2 separate regions of the Homo sapiens genome follow, and region 2 is linked to region 1. The links are chromatin loops, found by intact Hi-C in ENCODE. Cell type or tissue: endothelial cell of umbilical vein. All regions are shown on one strand. Each heading gives the region's core, and the rest is flanking DNA. Links, peaks and the distances in the headings are about the cores only.

The links. A loop is a pair of places that touch in the nucleus more often than their neighbours do. Peaks named below come from ENCODE experiments on the same cell type or tissue, not always from the same donor. Only the 100,000 strongest peaks of a DNase experiment are listed, where the experiment ranks them.
Region 2: a loop joins it to region 1, with 2.4 times the contacts of the local background. A loop is called at or near these places in 1 of 110 quality-filtered maps.

The regions. Positions count from the first base shown.
Region 1 is chr4:109,210,866-109,221,404 of GRCh38, reverse strand. All of the region lies in intron 3 of COL25A1 (collagen type XXV alpha 1 chain), which reads left to right. Among named protein-coding and RNA genes, the nearest start is that of COL25A1, 87 kb to the left of the region's middle. In endothelial cell of umbilical vein, for the core only: no CTCF peak of the experiment used is centred there; DNase peaks (open chromatin) are centred at 5,724 and 6,154; H3K27ac peaks cover 1,775 bases.
Region 2 is chr4:109,401,849-109,412,387 of GRCh38, reverse strand. No RefSeq gene overlaps it. Among named protein-coding and RNA genes, the nearest start is that of SEC24B, 27 kb to the left of the region's middle. In endothelial cell of umbilical vein, for the core only: a CTCF peak has its summit at 5,852; a DNase peak (open chromatin) is centred at 5,867.

The sequences.
Region 1 (10,539 bases), core at 4,093-8,092:
TAATTCCTACAGGTATAGATTTTTAAAGTGCAGCTTACACTTTAAGAACTCATTGGAGAAATTTGCGTGGATTTTCATTCTACTCTGATTTAAAGGTTTTAGGCAAATTTGAAAAATTTCAAAATTGCTTCATTTTTCAGTGAAAATTTGTTTATACAAAGAGTAATATAGGGCTTTTTTTGCTGTAGAATTTTATCAATTACTCATCCCATATTGTTTAGTACTTAGTATCTTATGCATATTAAGTAATTTTATCAATTACTCATCACATATAATTTAGTACTTAATATCTTATGCATATTATTAATATCTTATGCATATTAAGTACTAAATAATATGGGATGAGTAATTGATAAAATTGTGCAGGGTTGGGAAACTCTTGCTTCCTGGAAGTTTATGGCTCTGAAGACTTACCCTCACATTCAGTTTCCACATTATTCAGTCTCGGTTCTACATTTCACCCATAAAATTTTCTGGAAAAATATCCACTCATATCAGTAAAATAGTTGTCTACTTATATTCTTTTCAGAGGAATTATAAATGCAGAAACCTCATAAGCAATGTGATGTTGAAAACAGTGAAATAACAGTATTATAGGGAATAAATCATAGTATGTTTGAGTACTAAAAAGAAAGAAAATTGTTTCCATGTGCTCTAAAGGAATTTGAATTTAGTTTCCAGAATTTGGATTTCAATAAAGTACTTTTGAACCTTTTCCTATTATTATAATCTTAGTAACATTATCCTCATCAGGTTTGATTTGATTTTAATAGCAAAATACATTTCTATATGCTTATCAAATAATTCTACTGTTAAAATACTGCTATGTATACAATATTAAACATATCATTACCATAGTTGATACATGATAGAATTAGTCCGGTCTTCAGATCTTCATTAAATAATGTTATTAAAATTCCCTGCATTCCATGGGGGAACCACAGTGTGTCTGGTGTAAAACCTTTTGGATAGTCTTTGTGTCTAGTTTGAATTGCTTTTGTTCATAAAATTCTGCCATGTAGAGTTATTTCTGAATATCTTATCAGTTGAGATAAACCACAAGTACCTGAAGCGAAATGGATGTCTGCGTAATCTCAAGAAATCTTCAGGTTCAGAAATATGCGTTCACTGAAGAGCAAAATCAGTTAATCTTTAAAATAAAATGTAACGAACCAATAAAAGAACCACAGTTCAGATGGCTGACATCATACTAAATGTCTTCCAGAAAACAGAGATTTTCTCATAGTGTGTTTTTTGGATGAATTTTTCCCTTATAGAATATACAAAGACTCAATTGATTGAGAACTCAAAGCAGTTGGTGGCTCTGATATGGGTTTATTGCCTCTATTAGATTAGAAGTAAGACTATAAATGACAGATGGTATCTTCTAGCCTACTTTCTAATTACAAAACAAGTAATACATATAGGTTTTCCATCTCATTAAGCACAGATACAAATAAAAATGACTTATTTTTCAGAAAATTATAATAGCATAGAGATAAAAATGTACAACTATTTTTATTTTAACATGGATTTCTGTTTAGTAGGATAACAAAAGAAGTTGATTTTTCAGAAGTTAAATTGGCACTTTGTAATTTTATATTGTCATATAGAAGGTGATCTCAAGAATAAACTAAAATTATAGCTATAACTTGGCCACCAGAAAGTAATAGCTTTTTCCTTCAGGCATTAGTCAACAAAGTCATAGGAGGCTGCTTGTGCTAGGATGTATAATTTCCTGTTAAGTTTATGGAAAATAATAGACAGGAATTATTGAAAATAAGGGCGTGGCTATAGGAGAGGTTAAAACAAAAGTAACAGAACTCATGCCCAGCTTTATGTTTCTTTTGTGGGGGGTGACACAGAGATTGGGAGTGTGGCAGGCAGGGTGGGATTGAGGAGGGTGAGAACCAGAGGAAGAAGCAAGGAACATAGGGTACAGACTAAGAGTAAAAACTGATAATTAAAAGAATTATTTGTTCTCAGTCTTTCTTTGTACCTTAAAAAAAAAACTCATTCTCTGTGTGACTGTTGGTAGAAACTGCCTCAGAATAACAGGTGCTGAGAAGCAAGAAACAGTCTGAATCAGTGGAGAGTACACTGGACTAGAAACCTGGTCATGTGTAAAGTCAGTGTCTTCCACAGCCTCAGTTTTATCACCTGTAAAATAATGAGTTTATAGATCATCTGCACAGTTCCTTCTAGTTTTATTTTATTGTGATTTGGTAGTTTAATAAATCAAGCCTTCCAGACTGACTTACTTGCTTTTATGCTTGCAGAATTCCAAGTGAGGATCATAGACAACCTTCCCAGGGAAAGTTTGTACTAACTCATTAATATAAATTTAAATGGGTTTGCTCTGACTCCTAGAAATTTAAAGGTGGCTGATCAGATTCTCCCTATAACTAGTTTGACATCACTGAAACCTCTCATTACACATTTCAAGTCCAGAAAACAGAAGTTTTGTGAGCCATCAAGAGCCTTGTGGAGGTATTCTAACTATGAACCTATTTTGGCGCAAATTTTATAAAGGAGAAAGAATTATCACTTTAATTCTAAATGCAAATCTATTTTAGATTTGAGTTCAGTATAATCTCATTAGATAAAAAACTCCCATGAGAATGGCAGCTGAAGATTTGGTTACAGGGCTTACATATTCAGGGACATGTGATGTGTTCAAAGGGTGAATTTTATGTTTTTTGAAGTGAAGAGGATAAAAATTAGTGATATATAATATTAGATGCAAACCATTAAGTGTTCAAAAGCAGTTCATTGGGTAAGAATATTTACCCAACATATTCCTAAAGTTAGGAGACTCGTGGTTTCTGGCATAAAAGCTGAGAGAGTACATACTGTAGTATTTGAACAAGGACATGGCAGAGTGACAAATTATATCAAAATCTGAGATGGGTGGAGGCACATCTAAACAGAGGCTGGATTGTCCTGGGTTTGGATAGAGTTTAAAACTTTCATGGGGCTTCTCTTTTTAAGCTGCCATGGAGAGTAAGTGTAGTTCAAAAGCAAAAAAAAAAAAAAAAAAAAAAAAACCCCAAAAAACCAGCAATTGATTCTGCAGAATTTTAGTATTTAGTAACACTTTCCATTAATGGTACATTAATAAGTCATGTCTCCTAATGTACAAAGTATTGTGAAGCTTCCAAATTGTATCTTGTCAAACATAACAAACCATATTACAGGATTCATCTGAAAGGTGAGTGTTCATTTTCGCCATTACTGGCAACTGAGAAATGATTTTACTATATGACTTATAGTACTGTCAGTAATGTCTATAAGTGAGCCAACTTCAGGAAAAACACATATCTCCATTAAAAAGACATGAATATAGAATAGTGCATAAAGGTGTAGGCTCTGGAGCCAGATCGCCACAGCACAAACCTGGCTCCACTACTTACTAGCTATGGGAATACAGACAGATTACATATGACTTGTATATACAGTCAGCCTCCATTTCTGTGGGTTTAGTATCCTTGGTTTCGACCAACTGTGATCTGAAAATACTCAGGGAGGAGAAAAGAATGGTTGTGTCTATACTGAACATGTACAAACTTTTTCCTGTTGTTATTGACTAAACTCAACAGTATAACAACTACTTACATAGCATTTGCATTGTATTAGGTATTATAAGTAATACCTAATGTGTGTAGTTTATATGCAAAATACTACACCATTTAATATAAGGGACTCAAACGTGATCCACAAAGGACTCCGTGGATTATGGTATCCTCGGGAGGTTGTGGAACCAATCCCTCACACTTACTGAGAAATGATTTTAACTAGATATCTGGCTTGTCAGCGCCTACCTGTAACCAAGGTGAAATACTAGAGACACATTGCATTATACATTTCAAAGCTTCAGTGTTTCCACCTGCTAAATTATTAATAGGTTATTAATCGTATTTCTCTTACAGTTATTTAGACTTAAAAGACTTATCTATAAAAGAGTTTATAAATATGTCTAACACATAGTGTTTAAAAATAATAGCTGTTAGATTATTATGATTATTGTCTGTTTTGTATTTCAAATATATTAATGGTTAGATGGCCAAAGGAATAAACAGGATTTGCTTTAAAATATGGTCAAAACAAAAATTAAATATTAACTATAAATTAAATATAAAATACCCCCAGTAAAATTAATAGAATTATAAAAGTAACAAATTGCATATCTGCCATCTGAAAAGTTGCATTTTGGCATCTGAGATAAAATATTAGCTCATTGGTAAGAGATTGAACTTTAGTGTCAGATTTGTCTATTTCTTAAGTTGTTAGGCATCCCAAAGATAGTATTTGTTAGGCAAACTTGCATTAAAAATTAAGAAAAGAGAGATTAAGTACTAAACTAAGAAAAATAATTAGGTTTTTAAAAAGAGTAATGTAACCTGTTGCTCTAAGAATTTCCTTTTTAAAATTCCTATTGCATCTTTCATTTATTCATTGTTCTACAACCAGCTTTGGTTGAATATTACAGGAAATGTTTTAGTTAAGCAAAGTTTGTCTTTCTACAATCTTCCACTGTGGTTTTTGAGACCCTTCCCTTAATATACCCTGCTTTTATTGTGCCCAGTTGTATTAATTTTCTAGGGCTGTTGTAATAAAGTATCATACATAAACTGTGGCTTAAAACAATAGAAATTTATTCTCTCTCAATTCTTGAGACTCAGAAATCAAGATGTTGGCAGGGCCATGCTCCCTCTGAAGCCTCTAGAGGAGGGCCCTTCCTTGCCTCTTACAGTTTATGATAGTACCGGGCATTTCTTGGCTTGTGGCAGAAGAGCTCCAATCTCTGCCTGTCTTCACATGGCTGTCCTCCTTTTGTGTGTGTCTGAGTCTCTTTTCTTTTTATAAGGATGACAGCCATACTGGATTAGGACCTACTCTAATCCAGGATGACATCATATTAATTTGATTATATCTACAAAGACCATTTCCAAATAAGGTCATATACACAGGTATTGTGGGTTAGAACTTGAGCATATCTCTTTGAAGAAACACAATTCAACCCATAAGCATTTTTACCATGGCAGCCCACTGAGTTTCTTCTTTAACTGCCCCCCCTTCCTTCCTTCCGTCTTTCCTTCCTTCCGTCCTTCCTTCCTTCCTTCCTTCCTTCCTTTTTTTCCTTCCTTCCTTCCTATCCATCCATTACATAAAATGAACATCTGCTGTGTGCCCGACATTTTCCTAGGCAGTAGGAACACCGGATAGAGTGACACAAAGTTCCTGATCTCATGCACTTATATTCTAAGTCAATAGACAAGTGACATTTAACATATAGAACATCTTTGAGAATAATTTTTACAAAGATCAATAAAACAAGGAAAGAGGATCAAGAGATATGGGGGCAGAGGGGGATGGCATGTGGGTGAGAGGTACATTTCAGACTGGATGGTCAGTGCAAGCTAGCTGCCCTGCTACACATACCTATCTGAACCCAATGTGCTGACTCACACATGTAACGTATTAAAAAGGTCTTTCTATAAATAATTTATTAAGTCAGAGGAGGGGTGCTAATATAGATTTGATTTTAGAATGTAGAAAAGATCGCTTTGAGGAGGGTCTCATGCTGTATTCATCCTCCCAATATGTGCTAAGTGCTTACTGGGTGACGGGAGCTGTGTTAGGTCAGAGGATGCAATGGTGAGCAAGAAAAGGTGGCCTCTGCCCTCATGGGACTTTCTCTGAAATCCTGATACAATGTGGAAGGCATTCTTAGGTAACAAAGAACTAGCAGCTGATTGGTATATGGGGAGGAGTTAATTCAGATTTGACTTTACTTACATCTTTCCTCCTGATCTCAAGGCAAAATAACAGAATATAGTCTAATTAGTTGTTTTAAAGACATATTCTACATACTTATATCTTACTGACTAAAGGTCAGTTATCAAAATTATAGGGAGGTGAGAAAAGTTTTAGTGTAAGTGTTGATGACTGACCTCCAAATAAACTATATTGTTTTCTTTGGATTTAATATGTTCTAGGATTATTTTTACAGAAATATTATGGTGGAAAATATTGTTGTGAGCTACATAGCCCAGATGTGAGTCATGAAAGCTGGTATAAACCAGATTTTATTTGATGATTTGTTTATTGACTTTTAGAATAGAGAATAAAAAGAAATTGTGTACTTTCATTTAAGAAAACAAATCTTCATTTTGTGAAGGACAAATCAAAGTTTGCTAAGTAGCTCACCTAAAAAATGACCTAACTTGTTACCCTGATTTCCTGTAGACTGTGTGTATCTGCCAGCTATTGTTTTACTAGGATGAGTGAATCTCTGCCAAAGGATTTAAAAGCTCTTCTAGAACTAGAAAATTCCTTAGTGTACAGAAATAAGATTTGCTGAGATAAATGTTCATCAAAAGGCAATGCATCAAGCTAAGGGAAAAATCTCCAGACACACAGGAAGATTGTACGTTTAGGCTTTCTTCTATGTCATGTTAAAAATTATGAAATGAATCTGCTGCTAGTCTGAGCACCAGACTAAACCAGAATGAAACCTGTCAAGCTCTGTCTCGTTAGCGCTATGCCAGCCATGGTGAGATCAAAGGGTAACCATGGCTTTCACAGAGCACTTCCTCAGGTCCTTTTGGCATCTTTTTGGCATCTTTGACTCAGACTAACATCACCAGTTCTGATCTCTTCTGCTTTCTGGAAGCACAGGGTAGATGGTTCCTGACTTCCCTTTTGTTGTATGTTTCATCTTGCATTGATACTTTTTTCTCCACTTGGCCCCTGTCCAACACGTAACTTGTTTTAGATTATATATATGTATATATATTTATATATCTCCAAATGGGGATGTTCATAGTACTGTTGCAGGAAAATAAAAAAATGTATATTTAAATAATTTTAAAGCGACTATTAGTGTTTCTAACAAAGTTGGTAATCTAGGACTTTTCTCAGTGTTACTGGTTACTAGTGTTACTAGTGTTTCTTAGTGTTACTGTACATAAACAATGTAGATTGACTTGGTGACTACTCCCAGTTTCCCATAGACCATGTATATAAAATAGTAATTATAAAGTTAAGGTATAACACTGTCTATATGGCCTCTAGATGTTTTTGGTTCACTACAGTGGAGCCTCATTTTAATGCTATTGTATGAAACAACCTAATTGATTTTATGAAGTTTTCAATATGTTTTTCTGTTACTTTTTTTTAATTTGTTTGAGGTTAAATTGGTCAAAATGGACCATTTATGAGGCTGAGGACACAGATTAGGCCCTATGAGTCTGAAGTTTTATTCCCTTTCATAATCACGTATCATACTGTCTTTAAAGCCCAGATCATTAATCTTACCAATAGATGTCATTGGTTACAGGGAGAAATCAGGCAAACGGCTGAGGGTGGGTTGAGGCTAATCTATGATGACTATGGGGGACTCAACCTTCTGATGTGTGACAGTAGGGTCACATTCAGAGATGAAGGTGATCATGTCAGGGGCACTATTTTTACTATCTACGTGATAGCATGTCACATCATAGCTTAGATCTGTTGAATTACTCACCATAAAATATGATGGTAGATTCTCATGTTAGGTGAAGCTCATTATTTACTTTACTGGAGAAAGGCAATATTAAACTTACAATTTGGACAGCTAAGGTTAGGACATTGCATTGTATAATAAGCCACCCTAAAACTTGATGATTTCTAATAACAGTAATCATTAATTTGTTTACAAACCTGCAATTTGGATAGGATTTGACTTCGTTTCATGTGGCATCAACTGGGATAGCTCAACTGGGGCTGCAGGATCCATTTCTAAGATGACTCACTTACATGGCTGGTAAGTTGGTGCTGTTAACTGGGAGATTAAATGGGCTGTTGACCAGGCTTCTCAGTTCCTCCCCACATGGTCCTCCCCATTGGGATGTTTGGGCTCCCTCAACAGCGTGCAGCTGGTTTCCAAGAACAAGTATCACGAAAAGACAGAAAGTGAAAGCTGCCAGCATCCTAAGGCCCAGACACTGGTTCAGCATCTCTTGTGCCATATCCTGTTGGTCAATTAATAGTCGCAGAGCCCACTAAGATTTAAGGAGAGGTAACATGGATCTCATCTTTTAATGGGAGGAGTGTTGCATACTTTGCAGCTGTCTGTAATCTACCACATATGTTTCTTATGATTAGTATTATCTCAGTAAAAATATAGATACTCAGGCACTTCTGTCATCTTAGATTAGATTCTGCTAGTCATATTCCAAAACAATAGAAGCAAGTCAATAGATACCATGATTTAATAATTAGTATTCTAGAAATTCATTCTAGCTTTTTTAGTCTTTTTCTGTTTTTAAGCACATACTGATGCATGAATCCCTTGTGGTACACTTGAAGTCATCCCCATGTCTGGACAGAAACAGGACACCCTGTCAGTGGTCTCCAAATATTTTAGGTTATACATCTCTATTATTACTTATGAAAAGCAAATATTTCTCCTATATATGTGGTGAAGAACAAGTAGGGACCTATGTCACTAATTCTTATACTCTCTTACTGTCTTCTGCCGCAGAAGACAGATAATTCCTTGCCTTCATTCCTGTTACTGAAATTTTTTGAGCATGTACCATACATGTACCAGAGTACTGCTATTGTATTTACTCTGTACAACAATTAGAAATTTTAAAAGCAAAAGATAAAAAATTTCAGAACTTGTAATTTTATCCTCATATACATCTCATTTTAGGGAACTCATGGGTACTACTTTTCCCCCTTCCTTGGCTTTCCACTTTCCTCCACAGTCATTTGTGGTAGATAGTCTATATAACAGTTGATTCCCTTCTGACATGGGCATACTGTCTTCATATCATGAAATGGAGTTTAATTTCCCTCTCCTTTAATCTGGACTTGCCTTGATTTCTTAACCAATAAAGTGTGGCAGAAGTGATGTCATGCACTAACTTCTATAAAGGCATTCAGCCTCCCAATAGGACTTTTAGAATGCTTGCTCTTGGAGGGCTCCCTTTTGGAACTCAGCCTCTATATCATAATAATGCCAAGCCACATAGAGAGTCTATGTGTAGGTGGTTTGGTTGTCAGGTCAGCTGAACACTTAGCTGATAGCTAGCATTAGCTGCTGGCCAGGTGCATAAGCCATCTTAGATGTCCAGCCCAGGTAAGGCTTCAAATGACTGAAATCTTAGCCATCATCTGTAACCATATCAGAGAACTACCCAGATGAGGCCACACAACCATAGGATAATAATAAATTATTCCTTTAAATCACTAAGTTTATAGGTGGTTTGCTATGAGCAATGGATAACCAGATCATCATTCCTCTGTGTTCTGTGTAATTGGTCTTCCAATTCTTAATGCCCTTCTATGAGTCATGACTAGAGAATTATTTAAAATATTAAAATAACATATTGTTTTATAGATGAGGAAACTGAGACTCAGAGTTAGTTACTCCAAGGGCAATCAGGAAATAAAGGGCCTGGAATTCAAAATACAGGTCTTATGACTGTGAAAGCCCACATTCTTTCTCCTGCTATAGCATTCTTCAGGTCGAGGCATTGTGAAATAATATTACACATTGGTCAACATGGTTGCCTGGAATTCTGAACAGACCATAGCAGGTGGAAGCTCCAGTTGGATCTTTGGGTTCCTTAGGGTTTGGAAAGAGGTTAAACAGTTAAACAAACAACCAGATTAGAAACGTATTTGGCAGGGTCAAAGAATCTCCAGCAACGGAATGTCTCTAAAATCTTTCATAGGCATCCTGCTAATGAAAGAGCTTTTCTTTCTCTTAACATCTTTAATTTTTTTTTATTTTTTAAGTTTTTTTTCTGAATATCTTCCAGGTTCATAGAATGGGATGCCCACTGATGACAATGCCAGGTAATTTAAGTAAGAACGTCTTGCTCCCCATACCTCTTCTCCCTATCACTCCCCATCTCTTAATGCTCAGAATGAACATTAAGGAACATTAAGGAACATTAAGGAAGGCTCAGAGTGAACAGCTAGCAAACAGGATAGGAGATGATCAGAAAGGAAAAGTGTCTCTCTTGCCCTTCCTAACTGGGAGGCTTTAAAAAATACTTTTTGTATTTTTAATTGTTTCATATATATATATATATATATATATATATATATATATATAGTTTCATATATATATAGTTTCATATATATACATATATATTGTTTCATATATATACATACACACACACAATATATATATATGTATTTAAAAATATTTTCTTTTTTCTTTTCAACTTTTATTTTAGGTTCATATGCAATGCAGGTTTGTTACCTTGGTAGATGGTGTGTCACAGGGGATTTGGTGTACAGATAATTTTGTCACCTAGATAATGAGCATAGTACCCGATAGGTAGTTTTTCAGTTCTCATCCACCCTCCTCTCCGTTCACTCTCAAGTAGGCCCCGGTGTCTGTGGTTCCCTTCTTTGTGCCCATGTGTGCTCAGTGTTTAGCTCCCACTTATAATTGAGAACATGCGGTATTTGGTTTTCTGTTCCTGTGTTAACTCGCTTAGGATAATGGCCTCCAGCACCATCCGTGTTGCTGCA
Region 2 (10,539 bases), core at 3,402-7,401, 190 kb before region 1:
ACAGGGGAGAGGAAACCTTTTTTCCATGCTTCTCACCTGGAGGCGTATGTGTGAATCCCCTTACCCCCTTTAGTGGCCTGAGGATTCATTCATTGGCAAAGAAGTCTCCTGACAGCATTTTGAAGAGGCAGAACAAACTCCTGCTGCCAGTCTACAGGAGCCATCACTCTTTCCCAGTGAGCAGCTGGCATGTGGCCAGCCTTCCCTTTCTGCAGCTTGGACTGCTAAAGTATCACGTGGATGGAGCAGCTCTGTGCAAAGCCACTTTTCCAGAACTGTTTCCATGTCTCCACTCCCCAATCCATCCTTCTCCCCACAAGCTCTCTCCTACCACACAAACACACCAAGGGCCTCTTAAAGCTTTCTCCATCCATAGTGAGAGAGAGAGGGGGGAAAGAATCAAGTTTGGTATGCTGGAACATACATGTGAGGCAGAAAAGTTCTGAAAGTTGAGAGCAGCTTATAAATAACTCAGGTTAGATGTTGCCGATGATGGGAAGTATATATAGGAAACACCATCATTTAAAAAATGTATTCTTTGAAAATGAAGAATGACAGCATACAGACCAAACTCCCAAAAGCTTAACAGAAATTCTCATAAAACTGTAGGTAGACTTACATTATATTACACAAATTTTAAACTCTGGATCTGGGCCGAAAACATCACCTGCTTTAGGTCTTCAAATAGACACTTAAGAGCTATGGAATAGTACAATTGACCGGGAAAACACTTTAAGATTTGGTTGTAATCTACAGACTGTCAGCTTAGGGGTAACTGGTAAAGTAATTTGTGCTCTCCTTTTGTCCATTTTAATTGATGATATTCCTCTGCAGCAAGCCTTACAGGAGAAATCGAAACACAGCTGCTACATTGTAAGTCCACAAGTGAAATAAGCAGTGTCCAGTGGATAACAAGAAGGCTCCCAGAATAGCTCCTCAAAAAATCTGCCTTCTTCCTTTACTACCAAGAATCCTAACCTGTAGGCTCAAAGATGATTCAAACATTGAGGGCAGTGGTACTTGGGATTCAAAGGCACATTGGTGCAGAAAGGAGCCCATAGCATGCTGTTGACAATTTGACCAGGTGAGTCAACAATAGCAAAGAAGGCCTAGAATATGAGCTTTGAAATCCGAGTGCAAAGTCACCCCTACGAGAATATACCTGATTTATTTTGTTTGATTATATTGACACTTTTGCTATTTGTCATCATTTCAGCATGCATGCACTTAGATTTGTTAGTCCCACTGTCCTGTAACATCTCCCAATCCAGAACACATTAATGATCAGTAGACTGTGGCTGTCCAGTTTGGTGTCACCTTTAAGGGGCTCCTCTCTCCACGTAGGCCAGGCAAGACTTCACTGCACATTTACAGAACAAGGACCTTCTGTCTCAGATGCCTGACTCACCAGCTCCACTGCCCTGCATTCCGTTCTCTCACTCTCTTGGCTTCCAGTGTTGTTGCCAGTGGTTTGGGTCCTCACCCTACTCTTTCACCTCAATGCTTAATATAGCCATGTTTGGCTTTTGAATTTGCTTTTCCTCTCATCTACATTTTCATCTCTCCACCGTGGCTTGAAGTAATCACAATTTTGGGATAACAAAGCCATTCTATGCTTGGCTTTGGTCAGTCCCTAGAATTTACCAAGTCACAGCCAGGTGAGGTGGCTCACGCCTATAATCCCAGCACTTTGGGAGGCCAAGGCGGGCGGATCATAAGGTCAGGAGTTCAAGACCAGCCTGGCCAACATGTGAAACCCCGTCTCTACTAAAAATACAAAAATTAGCTGGGCGTGCCGCCTGTAATCCTAGCTACTCGGGAGCCTGAGGGAGGAGAATTGCTTGAACCCAGGATGCGGAGTTTGCAGCGAGCTGAGATCGCGCCACTGCACTCCAGCCTGAGCAACAGAGTGAGACTCCGTCCCAGAAAAAAAAAAAAAGGATTTACCGAGTCACTTCCTGCCCTTTGTTATGGACTCACCACCAATCTGTCCCAGCAAGGCCCAAATACTGTTTAAGGAGTGATGGTAGTGAGTAGCCTTTTAAAAAGTTTATTCAGGGAGGTTGAAATAAAGAGGTTGGACATGTAAATGGGGAATGAAACAATGGGTAAACTCACCTGTTCAGATTATTCAGCTATTCAGAAAAAGAATACATGCCTTAAGTCCTCCAAAGGAATACAATTTGATGGCATTAACATGTTGCTTTATTAAAATGTCCTGTATTTATTTGGCATATATATTCCATTTGCCTATTAAACTCTTAGCTTCTCAAGGGCAGAGATTGAACCTTCTCTTCTTTCCCCTGCTGAATAGACACTCAATTTTAATTTTAATTTTTTAATTTTACAAAAATTGAAATAGTGTCTCGCTCTGTCACCCAGGTTGGAGTGCAGTGGCACCATCATAGCTCACTGCAGCCTTGACCTCCTGGGGTAAAGCGATGCTTCTGTCCTAGCTCCCTGAGTAGCTAGGACTACAGTTGACATCACCACACCCAGCTAATTTTTAAAAAAATTTTATGGAGATGGGGTCTCACTATGTTGCCTAGGCTGGTCTTGAACTCCTCACCTCAAGTGATCCTCCTGCCTCAGTCTCCCAAAGTGCTGGGATGACAAGCGTGAGCCACCATGCCTGGCCTAGAGTCCATGTTTTAAAGTGACAGATTCATTAAACCAAGGCCTATATGTCTGAAGTGTGAGTTGTCGATTTGGGTATAGATGTCACAACCCATGTAGAGGGCAATTCCTGTGGATTGTAAACACGGTAAATCATACTGTGTGGCATTGTTTCCCCTACCTCCCCACTCAACCTCAAAACATGGACATTTTTATTCAGGTGAAATTCCATTAAAGTAAATTTGACTTTATCAAGATAACCAATATTGGGATCTTCAGTCAGTAAAACTGATGTCCGTGTATATTGTACCCGTGTGTATGTGTTTATGCATGGTAGTGTGGTGGCACAAGGCTGGGGAAAAATTAGTGACAATTATCAAAAGAAGACAACATTTAGCCTTTATTAGGGGTCTGAGGAAGCGGGGTGGGGGGATTGTCGTTGCCAGACCACTTATCTTTTCCCTCTTGCATTACTTAGTGAGTGGCTTTGGTAGGTGGAGACCTTAACAATACATTTTCCTCTCTAGCATGCTGTTTTCACTGTCTCTACTCTAGTTCAGGTCTTCATCAATCTCAGACCTGGATTATTGTTAATAGCCTACTCATTTATTTTCCTGTCTCTAGTTCTTCTTCTAATCCATCCAAAACACCCTTGTAAGATTAATCTCCCCAGAGTACAGGGCTGATTGTGTCAACTGTTTAGTCATAAATGTCCAGTCACTTTCATTTATTTAAATTCCCCATTTTTCCTTTGTTCAGCACCATCCACAGTCTAGCTCTAACCGAGGTTTCCTACTCATCTCCCAGTAGTATCTTCCTGTACATTCTCTTTCTGCTCAGTGGGGAGCTCACCGCTCCCCAACACCCACCATGCTTCTGCCCCTAGGCAGTTCCAAAGCTGACTGCCCTTCCCTGCAATGTCAGGCATCTGAATCACTCGCATCTTCCAAGGCCCAACTTAAAAACTACCATGTCCAAGGATCTTCCCTGAACAGCCCTCTGGAAGTGTTATCTGCCACCTCTGTTTTGCTGCAGTATATTATAGTTTTATATTTCTCTACTCTTTTTTTCATTCTTATTTATGTACCTGAACTGAGTGGTTAAGTGCTGTGGGCTAGATGGCCTAGATTTTAATCCCAGATTTGGTCATTTACATGATCTTATTTATTAGCCTTTTTAAGTCTTGGGTTATTCATTGTTAAATTGATAATAATTATAACTACCTCATACTTTCTTTGGTGAAGATTAAATGAAATAATGAATATAGTACACTTACCCCAATTCTATTTTAATTTTTAATTTTTTTTTTTGAGATAGAGTCTCGCTCTGTACCCCAGGCTGGAGCGCAGTGGTGCGATCTCGGCTCACTGCAACCTTTGCCTCCTGGGTTCAAGCGATTCTCCTGCCTCAGCCTCCTGAGTAGCTGGGACTACAGGCGCACGCCACCACACCTGGCTAATTTTTGTATTTTCAGTAGAGACAGGGTTTCACCATGTTGGCCAGGATGGTCTTGATCTTCTGACCTTGTGATTCACCCACCGTGGACTCCCAAAGTGCTGGGATTACAGACGTGAGCCACTGCGCCCAGACTAATTAATTAATTTTTTTAAGAGGCAGGGTCTAGCTCTGTCAGCCAGGCTGGAGTGCAGTGGTGCATTCATAGCCCAGTGTAGCATCAAAATCTTGGGTTGAAGCGATTTTCCTGCCTCAGCCTCCCAAGTGTCTAAGACTACAGGTATGTGCCACCTCTTATGGCTAATTTTTATTTGATATTTTTTGTAGAAATGGGGTCTTGTTCTATTGCCCAGGCTAGTCTCAAACTCCTGGGCTCAAGCAATCCTCCGGCCTGGGCCTCCCAAAGTGCTGAGATGACAGGTATCACCCATCACAACCAGCCTTAACCCAGTTCTGAACACACAGTAAATGGTTGAAAGTTATAAGTTATTGAGTTTGTTCTATTGTTATGTTTTAGTGTCCTTTCTAGACTCTAAGTTTATTGAGTGTTAAATCTGTCTCGATGGCAGGGGTCAGCAAACTTTTTCTGTAAAAGACAAGATAGTCAGTATTTTAGGTTTTGCTGGCAAAATATCTCTGTCATATATTCTTTACTCTGTCTGTCCCCTTTCTAAACAATCTTTTAAAATGTAAATTCATCCCCAGCTCACAGGCTGTAGAAAAACAGGCCACATACTAGCTGTGGTTTGCCAACCCCTGCTCTATAGTCCATAGTGCCTGGATCAGTGCTTTTCATGTAGACGTTAACTGAGAAATGTTGTCTGGTTAATTCAACAAGTGATTGCATGATTGAACTCTGTAGAAGTGACTGTGTTTTTTATCTTTTGCAAATGACTCCCTTTGCTCCTTTTCGCCTTGCACCATTCTAAGTCCTGAATATTTCCAGTGAGTCTGATTCTATGAACAAACTGGCTGAAGCCCCTAAAGCATGGGGCTGTGGGTGAGTTGTCCCTTCTACACAATGCTTCCTCTCTGGGTTGTCAGTTTGTTTCTGTTCCAATCTAGCCAGGGAGTTGTATGCTGAGTCAGGGAGCATAAATTATTCTGGGACAAAAAGTGGTGTGACTATTAGAACAATGTTAAATACTGTATTATTGCATTTAGATGGCAGCTCTTTATGTTTCTCCATGAATGTGTAAAATCCTTGCTCACACCCTGATTTTAATTGATGTCTGACAAATCCAGACTTACTGTGGCAAAAAAAATGACAATGTTAATATTAGCATAATTTTTCTCTTTGCTAACTGGATTTACATATCAACTCCTGGGATAGCATACATTATTTTTTTCTTTGTGCCTTGATTTAATCACAACAGCAACAATTACCTCTATTAGGCCTCTTTCTATAGATATATAGGAATATGGATGAGGATGAATGGCTTACTCTGAGAATTATTATTACTAAAATCTAAGCATTGGCTTTGCTTCCCTTACAAAGTATACATTAGGAAATAATTAGTATTACATAGTAAATTTGAAGCACAGACTTATATGTATCTTCACACTTATTTTAAAATACTTCTCTTTTATCTTTTCACAATGACTGTGAGGCTGATTATTGTTCTTATATTAGGTGAAATCTGTAACTTCACATGTTGGCTCACCAGAGCAATATTAAGAGAGATAATCATCAGCAATATCCACACAAATTGCATTCCTTAAAGCAAACCAATTGCTTTGAAGGTAAGCGAAATGATTCTTCACGGAGAAGTACCAAAATGTCCACTATGTGGTGCTGCTGTACCTGAATTACACAAGGAGGGTAAAACAGTACACTGTACCCTGAATTACACAAAAGAAGGTAAAGAAGTACACTGTACCCTTAATTACACAAAAGAGGGTAAAGAAGCACAAAGTAATAATAATTTCACCCACAAATTCATTATCATCATTGTTCAAGCAATTGTTATTGGGAAGACAAAGAAGAAAATATGTGATACTGAAATTATTACTATATGATGTAAAAGAAGCTATTTTTTTTCAACTTTGTTTCATATATGGAGAGAAAATTATCTTAGGAGAGAAGCTAATAAGTCAATGTGGGTGTTAATTTTTTGGAAAAACAATCAGAAAGAATACATAAACGGAAATTTTAGGGCATGCAAAAATTATAAATAAAGTCTGTGTGCATCTATATATACATACACACACACACATACACATAGAGAGAGAGACTTTAGCCAATGCTATATTTTAACAATGTTGAAAAACTTTTGGCTAAAATAACAATTATTAATCTGGGAATTTCATAAAAATTTTTTAGCAATCAGAATTTTACCAAATATTTTTCAGAATTTTTTCTGTAGCAATCAGAATTCTGTAGCAAGCCAAGTCATAAAAGAAAAAGAAAACCTTAATTTTGATTTCGACTCAAAATTCAAGCCCTATTTATTTTACTTTCAGGCCTATGGAGTAGCAATAGTTGCCAAAATACTAAACATAAGCTGTAAATTTTATGGACCATGCTTTCATTTACTTTTTAGGATTGAGATGTTGGAAGCTTTAGAATGTTGATTATGATGATACCCAAGACTCAAGTTTAAGAAGGAAAGGAAGCAATAAGATCATGCCTGCTATTAGTATAGTCGTCACAGTTATTGTGTAAAGGTAATGTGAAACAATGCAGAATATTTATGTTTTAACAGTTTCCATTTTATGCGACCTGTGGGGAATGAGAGTTATCCAAACTATATAGGCTGTGCCCCTCTTCCCTCCGAAGCAGCGAAGCCCGCGATGAGAACATTACTGCTGCTCTGGTACTTCCCTCTTATGGAACAAATTTGCAAAGTCTGTGGCAGTGATTCATAGTTCAGGAAAGACACACCTTTCAGAAGCAAAGATGAAGAAAGAAGGATGTTATATGTTTAGTCTTTGCTATTTTTACTCTCTGGTTTTCAGTTAAATTGTGACTTACAATTATTTGGTTATGGTGACCCATTAATTCACCAAACAGAAGCCCTATTTGAGTCAAAGAATCCTGTTTCCAAGCTTAAAAGAAAATGAATCTGTATGTTCTTATACTTTCCCTGTAATATGTTCTGTCATTTTACTAATGCTGAAAGTCTATCCAATAGACCTGGACTCATCACAAATAAAAATTTAGAGTTTCACAGAAATGGGTAAAGAGCAATTAGTATTTTCATTAAGAACTAACAAATATAAAGATCAAATTAGGGTTTTTTTTTCTTGGCCCTTGTTTATAATATGCACTAAAAATTACTATTGTACTTAGGAAGTATTTTTAATATTGAAGTTGACCTAAATTGTACTGAAATACTTGAACCTTCTGGTTGGGTCATATGGTATGGACTGTGTGCCACATAAAAATGCCTTTTATGTATTAATTGTGCCTATATTTCTTTAGCATCTGCCTCTCTCATTGGACTATAGACACCACAAAGACTGTTTTATGTCAACAGTGTCTATATAAATAGGTGCTTAAAATTTTTTGTAGAATCAACTGGCAAATGAATAAATGATGATAAACATTGCTGAATTAAATAAATGAAATATAAGCCAGGGCTAAATTCAACCTTAGTAAACAAATTTGTGAACTGTGAGCCATCCAGACTATTCCTAAGACTGAGTGTAGAAGTCCACTGGTAGGAGACTTCTACCAGTTTACATTTAAGATCTTAAGGAACTTACCATCTTGGTTGTTTCCTAAACTTTCTAGATCCTTAACTTCTACTGCAGAATACAGTTTTTAGCTTTCTTGCTTTCTTTTCTTTCTTTCTTTCTTTCTCTTTCTTTCTTTCTTTCTTTCTTTCTTTCTTTCTTTCTTTCTTTCTTTCTTTCCTTCTTTCTTCTTTCTTTCTTTCCTTCCTTCCTTCCTTCTTTCCTTCCTTCCTTCTTTCCCTCCTTCCTTCTCTCTCTTTCTTCCTTCTCTTTCTTTCTTTCTTTCTTTCTTTCTTTCTTTCTTTCTTTCTTTCTTTCTTTCTTTCTTTCCTCTCTCTCTCTCTCTTTCTCTCCTTCCTTCCTTCTTTCTTTTTTTTTTTCTGGAGTCTCACTCTGTCACCCAGGCTGGAGTGCAGTGGTGAGATCTTGGCTCATTGCAATCTCCGTCTCCCGGGTTCAAGCAATTCTCCTGCCTCAGCCTCCTGGGTAGCTGGGATTACAGGCGTGTGCCACAATGCCTGGCTAATTTTTGTATTTTTAGTAGAGATGGAGTTTTGCCATGTTGGCCAGGCTGGTCTCAAACTCCTGACCTCAAGTGATTCGCCCGTCTCGGCCTCCCAGAGTGTTGGGATTACAGGTGTGAGCCACCGCGCCTGGCCAACACCTTGTTTCCTGACTCTGCTGTTTCATGACAATAAACCCAACATTCAGATAACCAATAGCTGCATAATACTTTCCAATTTCATCTATGATCTCTAGTCTCACTAGATATGCCAGGTCCATGTCAATAAGCATTATTGTCACCCAGGCTGTAGCGCAGTGGCATGATCACAGCTCACTGCAGCCTTGACTGCTGGGGCTCAAGCGATCCTCTGCCTCAGCCTCTTGAGGAGCTAGGACCACAGCACATGCCACCACACCCAGCTAGTTTTTTTAAAAAAAATATTTGTAGAGACAAGGTTTTGCTGTGTTGCTCAGGCTGTTGTCGAACTCCTGGCCTCAAGTGATCCTCCTGCCTTGGCCTCCCAAAGTGCTGGGATTACAGGCGTGAACCACGGGGCCCAACCTTGTGTTTGGTTCTGTGCTAGTATTCTACATACACCATGATGTTTTATTCCTTTATGCCTTTATTAATTGTGATTTCACCACCTTGAATACTTTTTCCTTCCTTCTTTACTTGTGTAACTGCTATACATTCTTTAAGGCTTATCTCGGGCATTACTAGCTCCATAAATCCTTTCTTGAGGCACAAAGCTGGAGTCCCATAAGCTGCTAAACATAGCTCTATTGGAGAACTTAGTATATTTTGTTTTGGTACACATAAACATTACCTGTTTATACATCCATGTTTTCCATTAGATATGAGTTCCTCAAAGTAAAGCAATCAGAAGCACATTAAAGAGAAATACCTCCTATTTCCATTATCAAATATACAAACCTACTTGTTTCAGTATCCAAATACTCTGTCTTACTTCCAAGAGAAATGGATGGACAGCCATTGATTCAGCTAAGGCCGATTCATCTGTTTGGGCACTTCCCTTGCACTTGATTTACAGTTTGTCTAGGTATAGAATTCTACTTTGGAAATAGTTTTCTTTCAGGAGTTTGAAGCCATTGCTTCATTGTCTTCTTGCTTCCGGTGTTGCTAAGAAATCTAAATCATTCCTATCATTCCTTCTTTGTTTATAAAAAGAACTCTGTATTATAGAAAATTTAAAATATGTTCAAAGAGAATTATATGATGAATATATAATATAATGAATTCCCATGTACCCATCACTCCACAATTGTCAATGTATAGCCAGTTGCATTGCCTCTACAGCACATCCCCCACTTCTGACCTTTTAATTATTTTATTTTATTTGTTTATTTACTTCCTTTTTTGAGGCAGGGTCTGGCTCTGTCACTCAGGCTGGAGTGTAGTGGTGCGATCATGGTTCACTGCAGCTTTGAACTCCTGGCCTCAAGGAATCCTCCCACCTCAGACTCCTGAGTAGTTGGGATTATAGGTGTGCACCACCACGCCTGGCTAATTTTCTGTAGAGATGGGGTTTTGCCATGTGGCCCAGGCTGGTCTCAAACTCCTGGGCTAAAGCAGTCTGCCCACCTCGGCCTCTCAAAGTGTTGGGATTACAGGTGTGAGCCACCACACATGGCCAACTTTCAATTATTTTAAATCAAAATCCAGAATTACTCTGTTTTATTGTAAATATTCAGTATTTTTCTCTAAAAGAGATAAAGGATCATATTTCCAATCCTTTGCATGTAATTAGTTTTATTCTCTCTGAGAGTTTAGGAAATTATTTTTCTTCTTAGAGTTCTGAAATTTTATGATATGTCCATTGTGCCTGTTTTTCTGTGGGCCTTTTCTATCTGTAATCTCATGTTCTTTGCTTCCAAGAAATGTTCTTGAATTGTTTCATTGATGATTTCTTTGCCCCATTACTCAGATGTTGGACCTCTTAGAATGGTACTCTAACTTTCTTTCCTTTCTGTTTTTCATCACTTTGATTTTTGGTTCCACTTTTCTGACAGATTTTCTCAACTTTCTCTTCCTACCCACCTATCACAGTTTCCATTTCTGCTATTATATTTTAATGTCTTAGAGTACTTTTCTAATTTTCTGCATGTTTCTTTTTTGTGGTATCTTGTTTTTGTTTCACGGATGCAATATATTCTCTCTTTTCCTTTTTGATAACATATTTTTGAAGCTTCTCTGTCCTCCAAAGTTGCCTTCTTTTCTTTGCTTATTTTGGGTTCCATCTTCTTGATAGAGGCTTTCTTCATCGA